Regions from separate parts of the Homo sapiens genome. Here regions 1, 2, 3, 5 and 6 are each linked to region 4. Evidence: chromatin contacts called from ENCODE Hi-C or POLR2A ChIA-PET data. All regions are on one chromosome and are shown on one strand. The core of a region is the stretch at or near the end of the contact, and the rest is flanking DNA. Distances in the headings are between cores, read along the strand shown. Region 1 has its middle 37 kb from the start of NLGN3. Region 2 holds the start of SNX12 (sorting nexin 12). Region 3 holds the start of JPX (JPX transcript, XIST activator). Region 4 holds the start of RPS4X (ribosomal protein S4 X-linked). Region 5 holds the start of XIST (X inactive specific transcript). Region 6 holds the start of IL2RG (interleukin 2 receptor subunit gamma).

What was found. A loop is a pair of places that touch in the nucleus more often than their neighbours do. ChIA-PET counts read pairs that join two places held with the same protein, here RNA polymerase II (POLR2A). Pooled maps may share reads with other maps.
Region 1: a map of naive thymus-derived CD4-positive, alpha-beta T cell shows a loop between it and region 4 (12-fold over the local background). The contact joins the enhancer-like site here to the promoter of RPS4X in region 4. A Hi-C loop is called at or near these places in 1 of 168 maps with a recorded cell type or tissue (naive thymus-derived CD4-positive, alpha-beta T cell) and 8 of 50 pooled maps. POLR2A ChIA-PET finds 5 or more read pairs at or near these places in 2 of 52 experiments (HEK293 and activated CD4-positive, alpha-beta T cell).
Region 2: a map of naive thymus-derived CD4-positive, alpha-beta T cell shows a loop between it and region 4 (9-fold over the local background). The contact joins the promoter of SNX12 here to the promoter of RPS4X in region 4. A Hi-C loop is called at or near these places in 1 of 168 maps with a recorded cell type or tissue (naive thymus-derived CD4-positive, alpha-beta T cell) and 6 of 50 pooled maps. POLR2A ChIA-PET finds 5 or more read pairs at or near these places in 1 of 52 experiments (naive thymus-derived CD4-positive, alpha-beta T cell).
Region 3: a map of naive thymus-derived CD4-positive, alpha-beta T cell shows a loop between it and region 4 (5-fold over the local background). The contact joins the promoter of JPX here to the promoter of RPS4X in region 4. A Hi-C loop is called at or near these places in 1 of 168 maps with a recorded cell type or tissue (naive thymus-derived CD4-positive, alpha-beta T cell), 7 of 37 single-sample maps with no recorded cell type and 13 of 50 pooled maps. POLR2A ChIA-PET finds 5 or more read pairs at or near these places in 1 of 52 experiments (naive thymus-derived CD4-positive, alpha-beta T cell).
Region 5: a map of GM12878 shows a loop between it and region 4 (2.7-fold over the local background). The contact joins the promoter of XIST here to the promoter of RPS4X in region 4. A Hi-C loop is called at or near these places in 1 of 168 maps with a recorded cell type or tissue (GM12878), 13 of 37 single-sample maps with no recorded cell type and 12 of 50 pooled maps.
Region 6: a pooled map shows a loop between it and region 4 (4-fold over the local background). The contact joins the promoter of IL2RG here to the promoter of RPS4X in region 4. A Hi-C loop is called at or near these places in 5 of 50 pooled maps. POLR2A ChIA-PET finds 5 or more read pairs at or near these places in 2 of 52 experiments (T-cell and activated CD4-positive, alpha-beta T cell).

Annotation. Positions count from the first base shown.
Region 1 is chrX:71,180,615-71,183,314 of GRCh38, reverse strand. No RefSeq gene overlaps it. Among named protein-coding and RNA genes, the nearest start is that of NLGN3, 37 kb to the right of the region's middle. RefSeq lists enhancers at 843-932, 982-1,276, 1,333-1,382. Within about 2 kb of position 1,259, at least 35 of the 41 ENCODE cell types and tissues checked have a DNase peak (open chromatin) inside an H3K27ac peak, as active enhancers do.
Region 2 is chrX:71,066,987-71,069,686 of GRCh38, reverse strand. SNX12 (sorting nexin 12) reads left to right here and starts at 1,353. Exons shown (of 4, transcript NM_013346.4): 1 at 1,353-1,545. The coding sequence starts at 1,381. RefSeq lists silencers at 1,138-1,357, 1,197-1,390.
Region 3 is chrX:73,942,968-73,945,835 of GRCh38, reverse strand. It overlaps JPX (JPX transcript, XIST activator), which reads right to left and starts at 1,512. Exons shown (of 5, transcript NR_024582.1): 1 at 1,371-1,512; 2 at 1,174-1,252. RefSeq lists an enhancer at 1,388-1,487.
Region 4 is chrX:72,275,948-72,278,695 of GRCh38, reverse strand. RPS4X (ribosomal protein S4 X-linked) reads left to right here and starts at 1,448. Exons shown (of 7, transcript NM_001007.5): 1 at 1,448-1,503; 2 at 2,462-2,539. The coding sequence starts at 1,501. RefSeq lists enhancers at 1,629-1,698, 1,869-1,948.
Region 5 is chrX:73,851,251-73,853,992 of GRCh38, reverse strand. XIST (X inactive specific transcript) reads left to right here and starts at 1,279. Exons shown (of 6, transcript NR_001564.3): 1 at 1,279-2,742. RefSeq lists enhancers at 2,060-2,561, 2,425-2,674.
Region 6 is chrX:71,110,327-71,113,026 of GRCh38, reverse strand. IL2RG (interleukin 2 receptor subunit gamma) reads left to right here and starts at 1,450. Exons shown (of 8, transcript NM_000206.3): 1 at 1,450-1,602; 2 at 1,977-2,130; 3 at 2,339-2,523. The coding sequence starts at 1,488. RefSeq lists enhancers at 1,298-1,687, 790-1,989.

The DNA.
Region 1 (2,700 bases), core at 10-2,509, 1.1 Mb after region 4:
AATGCAAAAGCTCCCTCAGAATATGTGCCTGAGTCTGAGAGCACTTTGCAGACTGGGAGGCCCCTGAGTCTCTAGCCTTTGGTATGATACTCAGGCTCCGGGGAATTGATCCTGCACCCATTATTCACAAAGCCCTATACAAGGCAGTGTTAAACTTAGGTCAAACTGCAAGTTTTCAATCACATGCTTTAGCTGTGGGATAAAGAGACACAGCAGAGAAGTGGTGATGGTTGTGTGAGCATCAAAGAGCAAATGAGACTACAAGAAGCAGCCCAAAGGGGGCAAATTTAGCCAGTCTCTTGCCAACTTCTCACTATGGATGTTCTATTGGCTTCATTTGACCCTATCCAGGAAAGCTAGGATTTCTTGTGCAGGTGGAAGTCCATTCATTCGCCTATTTCAGGGGTCTGGGTCCAGAAGAGCTTGTTAGTTCAGTCTCAGCTCCCTACTTTTCTTACTCCCCCTTCCTTTCCCCCTCCTCCTATTAACGACTGAAGGTCTGTTTCCTCTTTAGGGCTGCAATTTTGCATTTGCAGCCCCCGGCAAAACTGTCATACGTGCCCACCGCAGGTGCCCACTGCAGATGCCCGAGACCCAGAGAAATGTTTGTAAACTTTCAACCCTGACTGTACTCCCCCGGACTCCTCCCTCAGTGGGGCCGGCTGTTGGGGCAAGGCAGCTGACCTTTGCTAGGGACTCAGAGCTGCGGGGGTTCTGGAATTGAACTGGAAATTGAGTGGCAAAAGCCCCGCTGTCGTTTCTCCTGCCCCTGCTCCCACCCCGATCTTGTGGACGAGAAAAAGCTCAAAGAACAGTGAGGGGTTAAGCTCCTTATAAGGAAATGAACCTCCTCTTTCCTGTACGGAAATTGTGCTTTTTGCTTCTATATGTTCAAAATACACTGTAAAAAAACGATCCTCGATAGGATTCACCAAATCCACTTCCCTAGGGCGAGGCGGCGGAGGTGGGGGGTGGGCGTCGAGTGGGAGCGAGGAGAGAGAGGACGGGAGGGGCGGGAATCAGGCGAGTGTGTGAAGAATTTGAGGGATGAGTCATCAAAAACAAACTGGGAAAGGGAGCGGAACTAGTAATCCGAGCTGGGAAGCAGACGAACATTCATTAGACGCAGATCGTGTCAATCACGTTTGCTCCGCAAATGACCTGAGAGCCTGCCGGGCCTCTCCGACCGGAAAAAGGGTTTTGGTGGGCGGTCTAAAGATTTTGAAATCGGAAAAGGCAGATTGCTAGCGAGCCGTCAGAGCAGCTTGCCGCAGCTCAGGCGGGCTCCGCAGAAAGATGGCGTTTGCTATCAAGGTCACATGGCCACTTTAGGGGACTAAAACGAAATACTAGCTGAGAACAACAGGAACTGCCAGCACAGGATCAGATTTTCAGAAGCAGTCTCAATTCTAAGTGTCTTTTTCTAATTAGAATCGTAAGCACATTTTTTTGTATTTGTCCGAACACATGTCCTAAGTCATCAAAACTATGTGAAGGGGTGGAGTTTCACTGGGGGTCTTCTCTTTCCGGGAGCCTGAAAAGGATGGGAGGAGGGTGGGGGAAACCCAAGGGCCAGGGTAACCGCAGAACCGGAAAGCAGCACGTGCCAGGACAGAAGGCACCCACTAGGGTCTCTGCACTGAGAGCAGTATGGGAAACCGATTCCACCAGGGACTGTGAAACTCACTAGATCTGTTAGGCTGGTGCAAAAGTAATGGCGGTTTTTGCCGTTAAAGGTAATTGCAAAAACCGCCATTACTTTTGCACCAACCTTCAGGTTCGGGTCTACGCAGCTTTGTCTAACCTCTGACCTCTCATGAGTTGGGAAAGGTTACCCTGGCAAAAAAGGATTTGCTTAGGTGCCCTATACATTGTACCAGATAACTTCCTCTATGATTTTTTTTTTTTTTTTTGAGATGGAGTTTTCACTCTTGTTGCCCAGGCTGGAGTGCAATGGCACGATCTCGGCTCCTTGCAACCTCCGCCTCCCGGGTTCAAGTGATTCTGCTGCCTCAGCCTTCGAAGTAGCTGGGATTACAGGTACCTGCCACCACATCTGGCTAATTTTTTGTACTTTTAGTGGAGATGGGGTTTCACCATGTTGGCCCAGCTGGTCTCGAACTCCTGACCTCAGGTGATCCACCTGCCTCAGCTTCCCAAAGTGCTTGGATTACAGGCGTGAGTCACTGCGCCTGGCCTCCTCTGTGGTTAAGCTTTATTTATTTATTTATTTATTTATTTATTTATTTATTTATTTATTTTGAGATGGAATTTCGCTCTGTCATCCAGGCTGGAGTGCAGTGGTTCAGCTCAGTGCAACTTCCACCTCCCGGGTTCAAGCTATTCTCCAGCCTCAGCCTCCCGAGTAGCTGGGGTTACAGGAGTGTGCCACCATGCCCAGCTAATTTTTGTATTTTAGTAGAGATGGGGTTTATTTTATTTTTATTTAGTAGAGGCAGGGTTTCACCATGTTGGCCAGGCTAGTCTCAAACTCCTGACCTTAGGTGATCTGCCCATCTCGGCCTCCGTAAGTCCTGGGATTACAGGTGTGAGCCATCAGGCCCGGCCAACTATGGTTAAACTTTAGTTGATACAAGATAAGAAATGTGAACACTGTAAGCCCATTTGTTTGTGTGTTCTCTTGTTACCTCTTTTGGTTACTTTCTTATTCATTAGTGTCCTAGCAAATGTTACTTTTCA
Region 2 (2,700 bases), core at 104-2,603, 1.2 Mb after region 4:
TTACAGGTGTGAGCCACCGCGCCCGGCCTGCATATGCTGTTTCTTATTCCAGAAATTACCTTTCCCTATTTCCACTCCTATTTGTCCTTTATGTCTTTTCATGTCTGTTAAACTCAGATGTTTCCTCCTCCAGGGGAACCTCCCCTAATTTTTCCAGTTATACATTTCCTATGTGCTGCTTTGAACATTTACTTATTTTGTATTTGTCGCATTATATTAGTTTTGTTTACTTGTCTCCCTTGCTAGAATGTTAACTCCTTGAGGGCAGGGACTCTTATTTAACTCCAGGATTTTAGTGTTTAGCATGGTGCTTGGCACGTATTTGCTTAGTGGATATTGGTTAAATTGAATTAAACAGCAATTGTGAAATTGTAGGGCCTCATACTCTGTTGAAAGAATTTCAGGCATCAGTGATATGGGAAATATTTTTTGAGTAGAGGAGGGCAGGGGAAAGGTGGAGAAAGGATGACCTGAAATCATCACCCAGTCTACCCTTTAATGTGGAGCATATGTAAATTAGTCATATAAATATTAATATTTCTATAGATATTCTCATGTAAACATTTATTCTATCTCCATTATGGGTTGCAAGCAACCTCAGAGCAGTGCCAAGTATGGAGTTCTGCGGAGTAGAAATAGAAGGTATGAAATAAGTACCCTCAATTTGCTGATAAATGTAAGATTGAGTACACCTGGAGTGTGGCAACAAGGAGTAAGATATGCCCAATTTTCCTGAAAAGTAAGAGAGAAATGTCTTTCTTTACCCCATCCTAGTTGCTTGCTGCTTTCCTGGCGCCATACGTAGTGCTGAGTGCGCCATTGTGTGTGGCGTGAACTGAAACCATCAGTGGCACAGGTGGGACGGCTACGTTATAGGTTCTCAGTACTATTGTTGGAACCCCACCCTCCATAGACCACCCTTCTATTTTCGCGGAAAACCAGGACTTATTCAGGTCACTGGGCTTCGGCCTATCACTGTAGGAGCCTGGCTCACGGGGCAGTGCCCACTGTTGATTGATACACGGTACGAGACAATTTCTTGGGTTGAGGAGCCGCGATTGGCGGAGCCAGCCTGTGCTGCTAGGCAGGGTATTGGGTACTGCGTATTGGGGATGCAGGTTCCCGGGTGGCCACAAACATCACCCGGAAGCCTGAATATGGCCTCCACTCTACAGGGCGCGCAGCAGTCAGCACGGCCGCTATTCAGAGCCCGGGGCCCAGGCCCGTGCGGCGTGCGCGTGCGTGCGTGGGCGCGCGTGCGCGCCGCCGCCGCCTGTGGGTTGGCTAGTTATTTTGCAAGCGGGAGGGGCCGTGCGCGCTCCTGCCTCAGGCCTCTGTCCCCCACCCCCTTTCCCCGGTCCCAGGCTCTCCTTCGGAAAGATGTCGGACACGGCAGTAGCTGATACCCGGCGCCTTAACTCGAAGCCGCAGGACCTGACCGACGCTTACGGGCCGCCAAGTAACTTCCTGGAGATCGACATCTTTAATCCTCAGACGGTGGGCGTGGGACGCGCGCGCTTCACCACCTATGAGGTTCGCATGCGGGTGAGTCACGGGGTGAGGGAGACAGCTGAGGGAGGACCGGGCGGCGCGAGCGGGAGGGGGGAGGGAGGCTACCGCGGGGGCAACTAACGGCGGGGAAGACGCCTTAGGGGTCATTTGGGGGTTAGGGGTATAATAGGCTTGGAACGAGGTCTGCCGATTCAGTTGTGGCCGGAGGATGCAGAAAACTCCTGAGGGAGACATCGGACGGGGATGCAGGAAAGCTACCCATGAGGAAGTGAAGCATGGCTGGATAGGGTGGGGTGGATGGAAAAAGATTAGAGTGAGGAATTCAAGGAGATAGGAATCACGGCTGTAGCGACTGAAGGAAGGGAGGGAGGATGGAAGAGGGCTGGGGGATGGAAAGCCAAGGCGATATATCGCTGAGCTCCATAACTAAACTAGGTTGTGAGAAGTCTGAAGAGGGAGGGCAGGAAGGCCGGCTGCTTTCTAATGAGGTCTCCCTGGGATAATGGAGTAAAGCAAAGCCTTGAATTAAAGGGAAGGTAGATTCCAGAAAAGGCAGACAGTAGGCTTGTGGGAGCAGAAATAAGAAAGGGAGTCTCCTTGAGACCGAGCGCTTTCCTAACTTGTGTCGGATCAGCATCTGAAGGAGAGAAATGTTTTATGCTTAAGTTTTCGCAGATACTACGTGCTGTCTCGCCTTGAAACCTGGCCTGGCCCTGGGATTGGTGCCTTGTCAGTCACTGCTTTCATTCTATGTGGATCCTTTAGATTTGAAGTATCCAGAATGTTTATTTCAGTATTTATTGACTCTCGTTTAGGTACTTTGTATATGAATGGCTTTTTGCCCTTTCTGTCCTAGATTACCCTTTTGGATTCTGACCCTGGTCTGTAGTTACTTTAATACATGACATTTCAGAATTGCCCAGGAGTGGCTTCTTCCAGCATGCATGATAGAGGACTTTACTCTCTAGTGCTTAGCCCATAATGCAAGGATGGAATGTGCAGATAGAGTACTTGGTTTGCAGGATCTTTTGCCCACTTGAAGTGGTTATAGGCAAAACAGTTTGAGAATCATTTTCTAGTTTTCCTTATGTTTTCTTCTCAGACTAAAAGGCCAGAATATTCTCTGTGGACAGCATCCTGCTCAAACAGCATTGAAGAACTAAAAGAGTGTATGTGCTTTCATTGTTG
Region 3 (2,868 bases), core at 263-2,762, 1.7 Mb before region 4:
AAGTTGCTATGTCACAGAAGTTTAAGAAATGCATGGTAAAAATCACTAAGTTTAAAATAATGGTTACCTCTGGGGATGAGAGAAGAGAGAGATGCAATCAGGGATGGGTACACAGAGAACTTCAACTGTCACGTTAATGTTTGATTTTTTTTTTACGTTGGGTGGTGAGAAGAGAGGTTCATTGTATTATTCCTTGTATATCTGTATATGTCTTAAGTATTTCATAATATATTTAACGTCTCCTCCAAAAGATAAAGAAGTTAATCTTGCATTCCTTCATCACCCCATCAAAAAAAAAAAAGGACTCATACTAGACTATTCTGCAACTTACTTTTCTCACATAACCATCCATCATAAGATTCTCTAGGTCAAAAGTCAAAATATTTCATAATATTTATGTACCAAAATTTACTCAAACATTCTCCTATTGATGGATACACAGGTTGTTTCCAGTTGTCACAAGAACAAAATAGTACAAAAGTATCCTTGTTCATGCGTCATTATATACTGGTACTTTTATTTCTGTAGGATAGATTCTTAAAAGTCAGACTTTTGAATTCCAGTTTTTGTTCAAGTGATATCTGTATTTTTTATTTCCCTAAATATTGCCAGATTCTTTTCTAAAAGGTTGCAGCAATTCATACTCCGCGGTAATGCATGAAATTTACTTTAATCACATAAGCATTTAACAACATATTAGATGTCACTCTTAACTGTCTTCCCCATATATATAGTAAACATGCTATGCTTAACATAAACTTAATTTCGCCAACAGATTTGAAAACAGGAAATCTAGCTCTTTTCTTAGTGAGTAATCAACCTGGCAATGTAAGTCCCCCAAAGATTACACACACACACACACACCTCTGAGATGCTTCAAGAACAAATGTTAAGTTTTTGCCCAAAACTCCACATTTGGGGTATAGTGGGCACAGAAAAAAATTGTTTAATCTAGTGCATAATGAATACGTTACAAACAAATTAATTAAAACTAATAAGTCTGGACATGAAAGGCAGAACAAAAAAAAAATAAAGTTAGGCCCAAGAGGTTAGGCTGTTCCTAGGAAAGCTCTGAGGAGATGGAATCCATTTTGGCGCGACATGGTGTCAATAAAAACCCATTTAAATAAGGAAAAAGGAAAGAACGACCCATATATCCCTCCTAGGAGCTACCTTCTGCAACTTCCAAGCTTCGTCAGTAGAAGTTAGGCGATCAGCGAGAAAGAAATTATTCTCCGATATTTTGAAGAGACTGGAGAGAGAAAAATGGAATACAGGCCGGTTACTCCCCCGACTCAGGCCACGCGATCCCAAAGTGTGTAGCCTCGCTAACGGCCACTTCTCTAGCCAACGTGAGGCTCATCACTCACCACAATACTATTAACTGGCGAGTTTCTGGACTTTTGTTAGTGGACTCATACTTCGGACGCCTTGCAACCCCCGTAAGGACGCAGTGATTGCACTCCGTGCAAACGCCGCCATCTTAAGTCTTCCACTAGCCCTAGGGCATAGGCGGATGAAAGCCGGGGGTGGGCGTCACAGCCAAACAGGCCCGGCGCCCAGCCGTCGTGCACTACCTAAATGCCTCCGCCGGCAACATGCACCAGCCGTTGCCGTGCCCCAGCCGTTGCCGTGCCGCAGCCGTTGCCGTGCCGCAGCCGTTGCCGTGGACCCTCCCCCAGTTTCCTGACCTGTTGCACTTCCTCTCACAGCCTTTATCTCTTTTGAAATTCCCTTTTCCTTTTTCTTTCTCTTCATTTCTTTTTTCCTTTCCCAACCCAAATTTCTTTTAGCTTTGCCTCGACTCCTTTCTTTCTTCCCTATTTCCAGATCTCTCACTCTCATTAACTTTACCTCACAAGTATGATAGACAAAGCTGCCATTCACTTCTGTTATCTCACTAAGTCATTGCAACATCAGGTAAGCTGAGGACTGATTTTTTCCTGTTTTATAGATGACGAAATTAAGGCCCAAAGAGGTGACCCAATTTTCCAAAAGTGCTAGAATGAGCTAGAACCTACTTCTTTTCACTTTACTAAGCCCCGTGTTCCGATAGATGAGGGTGTATGTACTTCAACCAACTAATGGGAAAACAGAAACCAGAGGGTTTTGGCCTAGTCATACAGTGAGTCCGTCAATGGCAAAACTGGATTCAGAACAAGGTGCTTCCTTTAATTCTGTAAACAAAAGAGTCTTCATAAAAGAGTTGGTAGCCAGGTGTGGTGGCGCTTGCCTGTAATCTCAGTGTAATCCCAGCTACTTGGGAGGCTGAGGTGGGAGAATCGCTTGAACCCGGGAGGCGGAGGTTGCAGTGAGCTGAGATCGTGCTGCTGCATTCCAGCCTGGGCGACCGTGCCAGACTCCGTCTCAAAAAAAAAAAAAAAAAAAAAGAGTTGAGATGCTGCTCTTGAGCCTAAAAGTCCTTCCATCTTCCCTCTTCTTTTATTTATTTTTGTTTTATTTTTTTGAGACGGAGTCTTGCTCTGTCGCCCAGGCTGGAGTGCAGTGGCGCGATCTTGGCTCGGTGCTACCTCCGCCTCCTGGGTTCAAGCGATTCTCCAGCCTCAGCCTCCTAAGTAGCTGGGATTACAGGCATCTGCCACCATGTCCAGCTAATTTTTACTAGAGACGGGGGTCTCACCATCATGGCCAGGCTGGTCTTGCACTCCTGACCTCAAGTGATCCACCCGCCTCAGCCTCCCAAAGTGCTGGTATTATAGGCGTGAGCCACCGCACCCAGCCTCCCTCTTCTTTTAGATTCAGCTCTTTTAGATTCAGTCCTGACACTTCTAAGAGGCCTCTATATTTATCAAAACCTTTATCTCTGTTGTTCCCGCTCCATGAGGGAAAATACACTAGCTGGATACC
Region 4 (2,748 bases), core at 199-2,698:
GGGATTAGGTGGTACCCAGGAAGGGGGTTTGGCTGTTTGTGGCAGTTCCAAGCTAAGGAATCGAGTCCACAAGCAGTCTTGAAAGAGCTGACTCTAGCCAGGCGCAGTGGCTCAGGCCTGTAATCCCAGCACTTTGGGAGGTCGAGGCGGGCGGATCGCTTGAGTCCAGGAGTTTGAGACCAGCCTAGGTAACATGGCGAAACCCCGTCTCTACAAAAAAATAAAACTACAAAAAATTAGTTGGGTGCAGTGGCGTGCGCCTGTTGTCCCAGCTACTCGTGGGGGCTGAAGTGAGAGGATCGCTTGAGCCCGGGCTGTCTGTCGAGGCTGCAGTGAGCCATGCACTACAGCCTGGGTGACAGAGTGAGACCCTGTCTCCCAAACAAACAAACAAAAAGAGCTGACTCCCTCGGAACAAACTAGCTTGGTGGGGCTTGAGCTTTGAAGTTTGGGATTGGGGAGAGAGAGCAATGGAGCCAGATAAAGTTCAGACCTGCTCCCTTACGGCAGGAAACAGAGGGCCAAGGGCAGTTTCGAAGCAGGATCAGATCTACATTTTAGTTAGATATAACCAGACGATTTCTAATATCCTCTCTCCTCCCTGAGTCTCTATAAGTGCCAAATGCGTTGTACAGGAAGCAAGGGGGAGGATGTCAGAGTTCAAGCAGAGAAGCAAGAGGGGGTTAAAAACGTTGTTGGCTCTTCCCAACTCAGTATGGGCTGCCTGGCTGGCTCAAGGGAACACAAAAAAGGGACAGACAAAATACGTTTAAGAAATAACATTAAATATTTATTAAAATGTATTCTATTGATTATATACAAGTTCTTTGTTTTGTTTTGTTTTGTTTTGTTTTTGAGACGGAGTCTCGCTCTGTCGCCCAGGCTGGAGTGCAGTGGCGCGATCTCGGCTCACTGCAAGCTCCACCTCCGGGGTTCACGCCATTCTCCTGCCTCAGCTTCCCGAGTAGCTGGGACTACAGGCGCCCGCCACTATGCCCGGCTAATTTTTTTGTATTTTTTTTTAGTATAGACGGGGTTTCACTGTGTTAGCCAGGATGGTCTCGATCTCCTGACCTCATGATCCGCCCGCCTCGGCCTCCCAAAGTGCTGGGATTACAGGCGTAGAATCATCTGTACGTGAGACTGGAAGTAAGCTCACTTTGAACTCTCCTTGAGGCCAGGGATGTTGTGTAGCTCATCTTTGTATTCCCAGCACCTAGCACAGAATAAGGCACACAAGAGGCGCTCAGCAAATATGGGAGGAGGAAGGGCGGAAAAAGGGGAGGGAGGAAATCGCCCTTAGGAGACACCCTCTTTCCGCGGCGGTTCCTCAACTCGGGACTTCTGACCTCCCACCAGCAGATGGCAAGAAAGAGTCCCGGCGCGCCAGCAAAGGGCTGAGCTGGGCGGAGCAGCTGAAAATCCGGCGCGCGCAGTCTCCAGCCCCAATTTCTACGCGCACCGGAAGACGGAGGTCCTCTTTCCTTGCCTAACGCAGCCATGGTAAGCCGTTTAGTTAGCGAGCTCTTAGGACGTATCCGCCTCCATCCTCCCCCGGCCGGGGCTGCCCGAGGTTTCGGGATTCCTACTGGGGATGGCCGGGCAGAGGCGAAGGGATCACGGCCTCCGTGGTAGGCCGGGACGGGCTCCAGGGCGAAGGGCGAACGCTGGCCTAGGGTTGGGGAGGCGCAGATCTGGTGCTGCTGTTGGGAAGGCCTCGGTTTCTGACCCGGCCATACGTCCTGATCCCGGGAGAAGCTGCTTTTCCTCCCGGGCCGGAGCCGCGGCTGGGCCAGGAGCTCAGACTGCGAGCCCGAGGTTGGTGGGCGCTGGGGGTGCCCGGCGGAGAAAGGTTTTCTTTGTCATTGCCTTTTTGGCACGGCCTGACTTTACCATACGTGGCCGGTAAGCATCTGGACACAGCATTAAAAAGGCTTCCTTACTCTTTTTAAAGTAAAATTGGTGTCAGCTTTTGGCTTTAGTGTACGAAGGAGCAGCACATGTGTTTGTGCGGATGTCAGAATCTTGTTCCATACGTGTCAAAAACAGACGGTAATAAATTGTGAAAACTTTAGAAACACAGGTAGACTCCTGGCTCATTTCTGTTGCTGTGCGTTTCACTAGTATGGTGTTCTTGAAAGACCCTAACCTCTAAGCAGATACAGTTTCAAACAGTAACATGGAAACACTTTAGCAAGGTTCTGAAAGATAGTAATCAGTAAACGTTCTGAAACATAGTAACCAAGAATATTCTCTGTTACAATAAGAAGGCTTGTTGCAGCTTATGGATCTCACGGTGTTTGTTAAATAACTGTGTTTGTTTCTGTTTTATCGGAACACTATACTTTAATATTGTCCACATTTTGCTGAAGATGAAACTAAACTAAGAGTTTAGTTTCACACTAGGTTTTATAAGCTGTTCTGAAACCTGATTAACAGCATTGCAATCTAAAACTTTCAGGCTCGTGGTCCCAAGAAGCATCTGAAGCGGGTGGCAGCTCCAAAGCATTGGATGCTGGATAAATTGACCGGTGTGTTTGTAAGTATCTTATATAAATATTTCCGTGGCCACTGTTTTTAAGTGTCTCCCAGGACTCATTTGGGGACCAGGCTAGGGGAGGAATATCTATTCTTGGCTTCCTCTGCCCTTGAAGGAGCTATACTATCTAGCTGTCCTCCACTTCCAATCGATTTAATATTTTTGTGCCTCATTTATTCCACATACCACATAGTACATTTACATGGACT
Region 5 (2,742 bases), core at 30-2,529, 1.6 Mb before region 4:
TTTTGTTTGATCCAAGGACACTTAGAAGATGGAAGGTATTTCTTAAGGAAGAAAATTTGCATACTTTATTATTTTTCTGGAAACTGAAGAGCAAGCTTACCTGATAGATTTGGGTCGATAGTTACACTTTCCAGTTCAGCCAGTGGGAGGGTAATGTATCCTTTGACTTTCTAGAAGTTGCTCTATAATACTTAAGTTGCCATTGTCTCCCTTCTGGTTCTCTGTTGTTTCTCGAATGACATAGAAGAGTTTATGAGATTAATTGCTTCCTACTGAAATAGCCAGGTTTCTGAGGGCAGCTTTGGCTTTTATATGAGCTTTTTCTTCCTACCACTTATCAGTTACTGACAGAGGGTCAACTTCACTACTGTGTCATATGGTTGGTCCAATGTTGGGTTCCTCAGATTCATGGAGGAAATAGGAAAATAGTAAAGATTAAGGAGTCATAGTTAAAAAATTACAAACAGGTCACAAACAGTACTCTTTCTTGATTATTTAGGAACCAAATAGCCATTCTATGAAATGTCTTTCTTTCCTTTTTCTCTCTTGCTCACCAATTGACTCGTAAGCACTTCCGTTCTCTTATGGTTGGGAGCCATACAAGGTAGAGTGTTGGAGTAAAAACTACATTGACTCTGAATCATGGTGTGTGACCTCGGGCACATGATGTAACCTCTATAGGACTCTATTTTAATGTATAAAACAGGAATAATCCTTTATTATTATCTATGCAATACATATTCCATTATCTATTACATGGGATAATGGAATGGGAAGTCCCTTGAAGATGGTACTAACCTCAATGTATTACTCCTTTCTAGCTTCTTTGGTTCAAAAGTTTGGTGGAGGAGTTACAAATTCTGGTTTGAATGATATATTTGGATACTTTATCAACACATCAAAGCTCTACCTATCCCTTCCCCCATTCTCAAAACCAAGCTGAATTAACATCTTTACATTTATTATGCAGTTTATGGAGGATTTTAGCATTAATTATTGCTTGATTTACTCAATGTCCCCATGTTATAGATGAGAACTGGAAAACCCATTGAAGTTGTGACTCCTGGTCTAGAAATGAAGTCTACTTCCAGTTAATGTTCTTTCTGGTATGTCTTTGCTTTCTTGAAATTTCCCTTTTTTGTCCTTACTGGGTAAATTTTGAACCAACCAAATCACAAAGATGTCCGGCTTTCAATCTTCTAGGCCACGCCTCTTATGCTCTCTCCGCCCTCAGCCCCCCCTTCAGTTCTTAAAGCGCTGCAATTCGCTGCTGCAGCCATATTTCTTACTCTCTCGGGGCTGGAAGCTTCCTGACTGAAGATCTCTCTGCACTTGGGGTTCTTTCTAGAACATTTTCTAGTCCCCCAACACCCTTTATGGCGTATTTCTTTAAAAAAATCACCTAAATTCCATAAAATATTTTTTTAAATTCTATACTTTCTCCTAGTGTCTTCTTGACACGTCCTCCATATTTTTTTAAAGAAAGTATTTGGAATATTTTGAGGCAATTTTTAATATTTAAGGAATTTTTCTTTGGAATCATTTTTGGTTGACATCTCTGTTTTTTGTGGATCAGTTTTTTACTCTTCCACTCTCTTTTCTATATTTTGCCCATCGGGGCTGCGGATACCTGGTTTTATTATTTTTTCTTTGCCCAACGGGGCCGTGGATACCTGCCTTTTAATTCTTTTTTATTCGCCCATCGGGGCCGCGGATACCTGCTTTTTATTTTTTTTTCCTTAGCCCATCGGGGTATCGGATACCTGCTGATTCCCTTCCCCTCTGAACCCCCAACACTCTGGCCCATCGGGGTGACGGATATCTGCTTTTTAAAAATTTTCTTTTTTTGGCCCATCGGGGCTTCGGATACCTGCTTTTTTTTTTTTTATTTTTCCTTGCCCATCGGGGCCTCGGATACCTGCTTTAATTTTTGTTTTTCTGGCCCATCGGGGCCGCGGATACCTGCTTTGATTTTTTTTTTTCATCGCCCATCGGTGCTTTTTATGGATGAAAAAATGTTGGTTTTGTGGGTTGTTGCACTCTCTGGAATATCTACACTTTTTTTTGCTGCTGATCATTTGGTGGTGTGTGAGTGTACCTACCGCTTTGGCAGAGAATGACTCTGCAGTTAAGCTAAGGGCGTGTTCAGATTGTGGAGGAAAAGTGGCCGCCATTTTAGACTTGCCGCATAACTCGGCTTAGGGCTAGTCGTTTGTGCTAAGTTAAACTAGGGAGGCAAGATGGATGATAGCAGGTCAGGCAGAGGAAGTCATGTGCATTGCATGAGCTAAACCTATCTGAATGAATTGATTTGGGGCTTGTTAGGAGCTTTGCGTGATTGTTGTATCGGGAGGCAGTAAGAATCATCTTTTATCAGTACAAGGGACTAGTTAAAAATGGAAGGTTAGGAAAGACTAAGGTGCAGGGCTTAAAATGGCGATTTTGACATTGCGGCATTGCTCAGCATGGCGGGCTGTGCTTTGTTAGGTTGTCCAAAATGGCGGATCCAGTTCTGTCGCAGTGTTCAAGTGGCGGGAAGGCCACATCATGATGGGCGAGGCTTTGTTAAGTGGTTAGCATGGTGGTGGACATGTGCGGTCACACAGGAAAAGATGGCGGCTGAAGGTCTTGCCGCAGTGTAAAACATGGCGGGCCTCTTTGTCTTTGCTGTGTGCTTTTCGTGTTGGGTTTTGCCGCAGGGACAATATGGCAGGCGTTGTCATATGTATATCATGGCTTTTG
Region 6 (2,700 bases), core at 201-2,700, 1.2 Mb after region 4:
AATAAATTTCTGTTGGTTTAAGCCACTCAGTTTGGGGATAACTTATGGCAGCCCTAGCAAACTAATACATACTAAAGATACATACTAAATACTAAGCTGGGCCATATAGTCCAGTTTTCCTGAGACTCCCAGGCAAGTGCTGTTTTTCTTTGCTTAATATCCTACACCACTTTCTGTCTGGTAAAATTACACTCATTCTTTAAGATGCCACTGAAATAGCACCTCTTCAGCACAGCCTTCACTAAACTATCCCCCTCTCCATCTTGGTAAATTTAGTTACTTCCTCTTCTGTGCTCACATACTTTGTAGTATCTCTACATTTATGCTATAGGACTTGTTACACTATGTTGTATTACTTGTTTATGTCTTCCCCACTTTTCTGTGAGTGTCTAGAAATATGAGGATGTCTTGTTGGTCTATTTCCAGAACATAAGCACAGTGCCTGGCACATATTAAAAACGTAATAAATGTTTGCTGAATAAATAGTTTCTGTAAGTGGCTTCTCCAATCACCTCTGTGTTTTCGGGGAAGGTAAAACTGGCAACAGGATGAAGAATGGATTAGAGAGCAGAGGGCCTTTAGAAAGGGAGGCCAGTTGATGGAGTCTAGATAGAATCATGACTAGAGCTAATGAAAGACTGATTTAGCAGAGTGGCTGTGGTAATGGAAAGGAGGAAACCGTTGGGAGAAACACCACAGAAGCAGAGTGGGTTATATTCTCTGGGTGAGAGAGGGGGAGAAATTGAAGCTGATTCTGAGGTTTCAAGTCTGGGTGACTGAGAGGGTGACGATACCATTGACTGAGGTGGGGAAGGCAGGAAGAGAAGCAGAGTTGGGGGAAGATGGGAAGCTTGAAGCTAGTATTGTTGTTCCTCCATTTCTAGAATATTTTTGTATTATAAGTCACACTTCCTCGCCAGTCTCAACAGGGACCCAGCTCAGGCAGCAGCTAAGGGTGGGTATTCTGGTTTGGATTAGATCAGAGGAAAGACAGCTGTATATGTGCCCACAGGAGCCAAGACGGTATTTTCCATCCTCCCAAAACAGTAGAGCTTTGACAGAGATTTAAGGGTGACCAAGTCAAGGAAGAGGCATGGCATAGAACGGTGATGTCGGGGGTGGGGGTTCAGAACTTCCATTATAGAAGGTAATGATTTAGAGGAGAAGGTGGTTGAGAATGGTGCTAGTGGTAGTGAACAGATCCTTCCCAGGATCTAGGTGGGCTGAGGATTTTTGAGTCTGTGACACTATTGTATATCCAGCTTTAGTTTCTGTTTACCACCTTACAGCAGCACCTAATCTCCTAGAGGACTTAGCCCGTGTCACACAGCACATATTTGCCACACCCTCTGTAAAGCCCTGGTTTATAAGGTTCTTTCCACCGGAAGCTATGACAGAGGAAACGTGTGGGTGGGGAGGGGTAGTGGGTGAGGGACCCAGGTTCCTGACACAGACAGACTACACCCAGGGAATGAAGAGCAAGCGCCATGTTGAAGCCATCATTACCATTCACATCCCTCTTATTCCTGCAGCTGCCCCTGCTGGGAGTGGGGCTGAACACGACAATTCTGACGCCCAATGGGAATGAAGACACCACAGCTGGTGGGAAATCTGGGACTGGAGGGGGCTGGTGAGAAGGGTGGCTGTGGGAAGGGGCCGTACAGAGATCTGGTGCCTGCCACTGGCCATTACAATCATGTGGGCAGAATTGAAAAGTGGAGTGGGAAGGGCAAGGGGGAGGGTTCCCTGCCTCACGCTACTTCTTCTTTCTTTCTTGTTTGTTTGTTTCTTTCTTTCTTTTGAGGCAGGGTCTCACTATGTTGCCTAGGCTGGTCTCAAACTCCTGGCCTCTAGTGATCCTCCTGCCTCAGCCTTTCAAAGCACCAGGATTACAGACATGAGCCACCGTGCTTGGCCTCCTCCTTCTGACCATCATTTCTCTTTCCCTCCCTGCCTTCATTTTCTCCCCAATCTAGATTTCTTCCTGACCACTATGCCCACTGACTCCCTCAGTGTTTCCACTCTGCCCCTCCCAGAGGTTCAGTGTTTTGTGTTCAATGTCGAGTACATGAATTGCACTTGGAACAGCAGCTCTGAGCCCCAGCCTACCAACCTCACTCTGCATTATTGGTATGAGAAGGGACGAGGGGGAGGGGATGAAGAAGAGGTGGGTTGGATCAGAGACCAAGAGAGAGGGTAGCAAGTCTCCCAGGTACCCCACTGTTTTCTCCTGGGGTAAGTCATAAGTCGGTTGAGGGGAGATGAGGCTAGGCTCTGGATATCTGCAGTACCCAGATTGGCCCCACTGTTCCTCTTCCTTCCAACCTTTCTCCTCTAGGTACAAGAACTCGGATAATGATAAAGTCCAGAAGTGCAGCCACTATCTATTCTCTGAAGAAATCACTTCTGGCTGTCAGTTGCAAAAAAAGGAGATCCACCTCTACCAAACATTTGTTGTTCAGCTCCAGGACCCACGGGAACCCAGGAGACAGGCCACACAGATGCTAAAACTGCAGAATCTGGGTAATTTGGAAAGAAAGGGTCAAGAGACCAGGGATACTGTGGGACATTGGAGTCTACAGAGTAGTGTTCTTTTATCATAAGGGTACATGGGCAGAAAAGAGGAGGTAGGGGATCATGATGGGAAGGGAGGAGGTATTAGGGGCACTACCTTCAGGATCCTGACTTGTCTAGGCCAGG